Linked DNA regions of Mus musculus: region 1 is linked to region 2. Evidence: chromatin contacts called from ENCODE Hi-C data. All regions are on one chromosome and are shown on one strand. Each heading gives the region's core, a stretch centred on a gene start or an enhancer-like site at or near the end of the contact. The rest is flanking DNA. Distances are from core to core; before and after follow the strand shown.

Region 1 (3,293 bases), core at 68-2,567, 71 kb after region 2:
CTTTTTTTTTTTAATTTGACATTTTAAACATCAAACAAAAATTTAATTTTCATTCTTTAAAGGTAGAAAGAGGCTGTTGCAGTCATGTGCTCCTGACACTACAGAGACTTGGAAGTGGGGCTGTCGGAAGAGCTGAAGACCAGTCTGGGCAACATAAAACATATCCTCTCTCCAAGAAACCTTACAAAAGTTGGCACTTTGGGGGAAATCTTCAGATGTGTCACTGGAGCATGCTCATAGTAGTTTTCCCATCTTCAAACACCCCTTCCCCTCTGCGTGGGAACTGAACCCAAAGATTGAAAAGTACCCTATCACTGAACTAAGTCACAGATGTCTTTTAAAAAAATATTCTATGAATGAGTCTTATTGAGTTGCTGATGATGGCCATCAATTTATAATCCTTCTGCTCCTGTGTATCTGGAATCTCAAGCTGGGCTGAAGTTTATATTGGTATGGAGAAAATATCTGAAGGAGAAGGAAATAGCTGAAGTTATTCCCGGGCTTGGGACTGTCAAACAGGGTCGATGACTAAATAACAGGCTCTCAGTCTTTGTTACTAAACTGAGAGAAACTCTGGTTCTCTTAGAGGAGTATTTTGCAACTTTCCTAATGCTGCAACTCTTTAGAAAACTTTCTCGTGTTGTATTGACCGCAACCATAAAACTGTGGTCTTTGCTTCCTCTTAACTATATTTTTCTACAGTTTTGAATCATAATATGAATGTATGACATGCGAGATATCTAAAGTGAAACTCCCGTGAAAAGGTCATTCAAACGGGTCTGATCCGGTAAAGAACCACAGCCCTAGAGTATGCGGAAGTACCACTTTATCACACAAAAACGCAGTAAAAAGCAGAGGCTCTGATCCAGCTTTGCTGCCTGGAAAAAGAATGACTGTCATAGACAACAAAGTTCTGGATCTCGTCGACAAGGTACGATTCAAAATTACAGATTGTGAATCGGAAGGGGGAGACTAAATCTGGACAACAGGCATCTTTAAAGTAGTTTTTTGTTGTTGTTGTTGTTGAGGAGGCACCTCCCTCAAGCTCCCCCATTTGCATTTTCAGCCAGAGGCCGGCAGCCCGTCCCCCTTTCCCTCCCCCGCTTTTACAGGATAAACTCACCCAAACAAAAGCAATGTTCTCCTTTCAAAGTCTTCAAAAATCTGCCCCCTAAAATTGCTCAGCCCTTTATCAGACGCCAGAAAGTTGTAAACCAGGGAGAATTAACTCACCAATCCAGAACTTCAAGGTATTTCCGGCTAAAATCTAGAGAAAGGAAAGTTTGAGCTCTGGAAATGAAACAGAAACCACAACTCTACAGACCAATGAGATGCCTTTGCATAAGCCTGCAGAACCCCACTGACTGAGGAAGTTACCCTCATATCAGCATTGGCTGGCTCTGGAAACTGGGGAGGAGTTATGTGCAGAGCCAGGCAGAAACACCTCACCACCCTCACAGCAGAGAGTAATGAGCTGTAGAGGGCTCACCAGCTGCCCCATGGTCTCCTCCAGATTATGTATTATGTGGCTGAACGAACAGACTTAGTCCTTTTCCAGTGCTGATATGATCCACCCATTCATTTCCTCCCTTTTAGGAGTCCCTCACCAGAATGTCTTGGAGGTTCCTATTTGGCTTAGAGGTGTATTGAACACCTATATAGTGACTCAGCACTAACGGATTAGAAGGGGGAAATCTGTAGAGCTGGGAATGAGGTTCTGTTGACATAGTGCTTGCCTATCAAGCATGAAGCACTGGGATGGTCCTCAGAAGTGTACAAAACCAGCTGTGGTGGCCCCTGTGGTCTATCTTCTTTACTCTTCTACTGCTCTGATAAATACCATGACTAGGACAAGTTACAAGTAGAGTGTTTAATTTGGCACTCACAGTTCCTATGGGTTAGAGTTCATGACCACCACAGTGGAGAGCCTGATAACAGGCAGGGAGACATGGTGCTGGAGCAGAAAGTGAGAAGTCACAACTGGAGACACAATCTTGACAGAAACCTGAGGCAGAGAGAGAATGGTGTTGGTGGTCAGAATCTATTGAATCTTGAAAGCTTACACCCATGCCATACCTTCTTCAAGAATGCCACACTCCTAATCTTTCCTGAACAGTGTCCTGATAGCTGAGAACCAAGTATTCAAAAGATCTTAGGCTTTGGGGCCATTGTTATTCAAACCGGCACAGGATGCCACTGCCTTGCAGCTGGCTGCATGAGGATCAGGAGGTCAAAGCCATCCTCAGCCATGGTGACTGACATCAGCATGGCATGGGAAACACCTGAAGCTTTCCAAAGAGAAAAGGAAGGGAGAAAGAAAGAGAAGAATAAATAAATAAATCACAAATTAATTAAAGAAAGTCAGTTGTGTGAGTGAATGTTGGAGAAGCCACCATCACCTGTCTCATCCCCTTTCCTGTTTGCCTCTCTAATTATTTCCCTACAGTCTCTGTCTTCTGAAATATGGAATGATGAGTGACAGCAGACATAACTCTGTAGTTTGAATTTATTTCACATACTTACAACTGTCTTATACTCTTCTTCCTTTCTGATAGCCTGACCCTAAATGAGCTCTAGCTCCCTTAGCCTCCCCGGTGCTGGGATCATGAACTTTTGCTGTTGTTGTTCAGTTTTGCTTTTGACTTCAGTGATTGAACCACGGTCCTTGTGGATGCTGGGCTAGTGCTCTATCCATAGCTATACACTTACCTAAATTTCATATCTTGATGAGGTCATAAGTCTCACTGTTGTTCTTGCTGTGGACACAATTGCTTACAAATAATGCTTTGATGTTCCCATTCCTCTGAAATGTTAATAGTTATGAAAAACCCTTTACCTTTTTTTTTTTTTTTTTTTGGAGGCAGATATTTACTCTATATTCAAGCCTGGGCTAGAAATCACTAAGTGTTTAGAGTGTTTAGGATAGTTTCTAATTCCTTGGAATACTAATTTGTCAAACTCTTGAGTTCAGGGACGAGAGGCAGGAGCTACCATGTCTCTGTCTTTTCTACATTTTACTTAAGGCTTTCTCTGTTTCTTCCTAAAGTCTGTCTGGGAATTAAAACTATTAAATACCCAGACTATGATCTAACTCTGCATGAATGTTCTCTCTAGGCAGAATTCCACTCTCAACTCTGCAAAGATTAGACTTTACATTTAGTCTGCCATTACCCTCTGACCTCAGTGAAAAGGATGAAGGTGACCAGGTGAGCAAAGCACTGGCCACACTTTCAGTGAGCAGTGCTACCATGTGTGTGATTCTAACTGTGTGCAATACACATTGACATTTATTT
Region 2 (3,000 bases), core at 200-2,699:
TGACTTTGAGAGAGAAAGCTAGGCTGATTTCATGACAGACTTAAAATTGGTAGTTAAGGAGACTAGGCCTAAGAACTGAGCCAGTCCAGGCAAGTCAATTACCAATAGAAAAAATCCTAGGCTCCAGCCTTCAAGCCCAGTTAATGGAATGTCCCAACCACCTGGCCTGAAGCAAGGCCAATGGGTAGGCAGCAGTTTCCAGACTTCCTCAGTTACTACCTTGGTAACAGTTCCCAGACCTCCCCAGCAAGTTTCCTGCCCTCACACCCAGGTAATAGAATGTCCATAGAGATGGACCCAATAGATTAACATAGAGGTCCCTACCTCAGAATTCCCTAATGAGCCTTAAATCAGACCAGCAAGCTCTCTTGGGTGTCTCTATCTTGGTAATGGGAGACCCCAGCTTGCTGGACTTCTGCAGAAATCTATCTTTACATTTGCATACCAGTTGAGTTGGGTGTCATTCTTCTTTGAATTATGGACCCTTACAACTTCACTGGCACCATTCCCTGCTGCAGGCATGGTTTCCCTTTCTTGTTTATTGGGTAGACTTGATAATTCTTGAGGGGGGTGGGTAAGAAGAGAGAAAGAGAGAGAGACAGAGAGACAGAGAGAGAGAGACAGAGAGAGACAGAGAGAGAGAGAGACAGAGAGAGAGACAGAGATAGAGAGAGACAGAGACAGAGAGACAGAGAGAGAGAGAGAGGAGCACTACCAGCAGGGAACATGTGGAGAGGGGACAGGGGGAAGGAGAAAGGGCTCAGAGAGAACAAGGAGGGGCCAAACAGTCCCTTTTATAGCAAGCCAGACCTACCTGACTGTTGCTAGGTAACTGTTGAGTGGAGCCTAAAAGGAATGTAAATGTGCTAACCTGGAAGGGATTGGGGATGGAGACACTTGAGAAGGTCAAAGTGGACAAAGGTCAGTGCAAAGCTGCAGATTCTATTTTCATAACCAAAGGGTTATTGTTATTCACAAATTAAGCAAAAGACCGTGCTTTTTTTTTTTTTTTTAATGTGTTCCCATGTATTCCTGGGTTGTTGTTCCCCTAACTGAACACCTTTAAACATTAAGGAACTCAGAGACCACCCTCAGATGGTGACTAGATAAAAATACCGCTGCTGTCTGGCCTGAAAAAGATTGTAAGAAACTGTATAGCTTGCTGGGCCATTTGTTTTATTTTCGGCTCACACGTTAATAAAAGTTTCTCGTGTTTCTTTTGAGTTCGTGGCTGCCTTCTTGCTGAGTGAAATCTTCCCTTAACATGGTCTTTAACCACCTGATGTAAGTGACAGCCCTTAGCTATGGCCACCAAAAAGCTCTTCCTGGCTGCTGAAAACTTCTCCTCTAGCCTTGGATCACCAGAGTCCCTGCATTGCCATCTATTGGTGGCCTAGAGTTTTGCCAATACTTAGGACTCAAAAGTTTCCTCCTCTTTCCTGTATCCGCTGGTTTGGAGTTTCAGTTTCTTTTCTCTGCAGTCAAAAAGGGAGGGGCTGCTGGTTGGTTTGGCTGGCTGAAACCAGTCCCTGGCTTTTCCTCACCGCTTCTGTCTGGAGGAAAGATCTCCCCTTCCAGGTCGGAGGTGAGGGTCCAAAGGTGTGTGCGAAAGTTTGTCCAGGGTGGAGGGAGGGAGACCCTAAAAGGAGAGACTTCAGTGACGCTTAGGAGAGGCTTATTTGCTCACAGATCACAAACCGCAGTGATCTGAAGTTGAGAAAAAGAGTTCGTGAGGAATCGAATTGAAATTGAGCAGGAAGGTCTTTTTTTTTTTTTTTTTCTGGAGAAGCCCCTTCTTTTGCTGGGGCAAGCACTTCCTGTTTCCTTCTGCTCTGCTGCTGTGATACACCTTGTAAACAGGTCTGGAATCTCAGGAGCCCTCCCCACCCCCCGCGTCCCCTCCTCTTCTCTCCCTTCTCCTTGTTTCCTCTCCCCTCTGCCTACTAAGATACTGTAGAGTTTCAGGGGTTCAGTCTAAGAGGAGCCTCTATTCCCCTCCTTGCAGCCAAAGGGGCTATCAGTGACCTTAACATCCTGAGCCCTTGATTTACTTGAAAACCCGCCCCCGTGTCACTTTCTAACTATATGTACCTCTGAAGAGCCACTCTTAGGATTCCATGTTTACTTAAACAGAGATTTTTTTTTTAAATACGTATTTATTATTTATTTTTGAGGCCCGTTTCACCGCCTTACTGAGGTTGGTCCTGGAGTTCTGGGGTCAAATATCACCCTACCTCAGCCTCTTAAAGTAGCTGGGACTGCAAGCTTGTGCCTTCCCAACCCCCTCACCCCTCCACCTGCTTGTTTCTGTCTCAGTAGCCATAAGAGATCCTGGTGTCCTCACCTGGCTTAGGCCTTATTGATCATTCTTGCTTGCATCTTTGCACTAAAAGTTATATCAGTTCTTTTTTTTTTTTTTTTTGCTTAGATAGTAAACAAGAGTTAGGTATTGCTCTGGACAGAGCCTAGGTGTTCTTGGTAAGATATTGATCCTGAATATTTTCCATGTTAGGCTAATATATGGGCATTTTGCATCTTCATAGATGGTTTAAACACCTGCCCGCCATTGTCCAGTACTTTCACTTTTCAGAATTCACCACATCTCCTTTTTCTGAATCTGCACTGCAATGCTAGAGAGTTTAGTCATGGCCAAACACAGAAGATAATTAAGGTGTCTCTCTCTCTCTCTTTTAATTAAAAATGTCAATGGGAAAAAGCGTGTTTTGGCATAAAAAAGCATACTAAGCACCCATTCAATATTTATCTAATATGAAATAAATCGACATGCTTATACTCCAGCTAGGAATGACAATAAGAAGAACTAAGTAGCTTATAAACTATGCAGCTTTTGTTTTCAGACTAAGCAAACAGTTCAATATAATCTCTTTTACCTTATTTTGTTTTGGGTTTTGGTTTTTGGAAACAGGGTTTCTCTGTGTAGCCCTCGATGTCCTGAAACTAGCTTTGTAGACACAACTGGCCTTGAACTTAGAGATTTGC

The links. Hi-C counts contacts between places; a loop is a spot of excess contacts on that map.
Region 1: a map of regulatory T cell shows a loop between it and region 2 (2.4-fold over the local background). The contact joins the promoter of Trim12a here to the promoter of Trim34a in region 2. A Hi-C loop is called at or near these places in 5 of 37 maps with a recorded cell type or tissue (T-helper 17 cell, T-helper 2 cell, regulatory T cell and 1 more).

What each region holds. Positions count from the first base shown.
Region 1 is chr7:104,314,178-104,317,470 of GRCm38, forward strand. Trim12a (tripartite motif-containing 12A) reads right to left here and starts at 1,318. Exons shown (of 8, transcript NM_023835.2): 1 at 1,234-1,318. Gm15133 (predicted gene 15133) reads left to right here and starts at 854. Exons shown (of 7, transcript NR_040749.1): 1 at 854-931; 2 at 3,119-3,206.
Region 2 is chr7:104,243,008-104,246,007 of GRCm38, forward strand. Trim34a (tripartite motif-containing 34A) reads left to right here and starts at 1,450. Exons shown (of 8, transcript NM_030684.3): 1 at 1,450-1,585.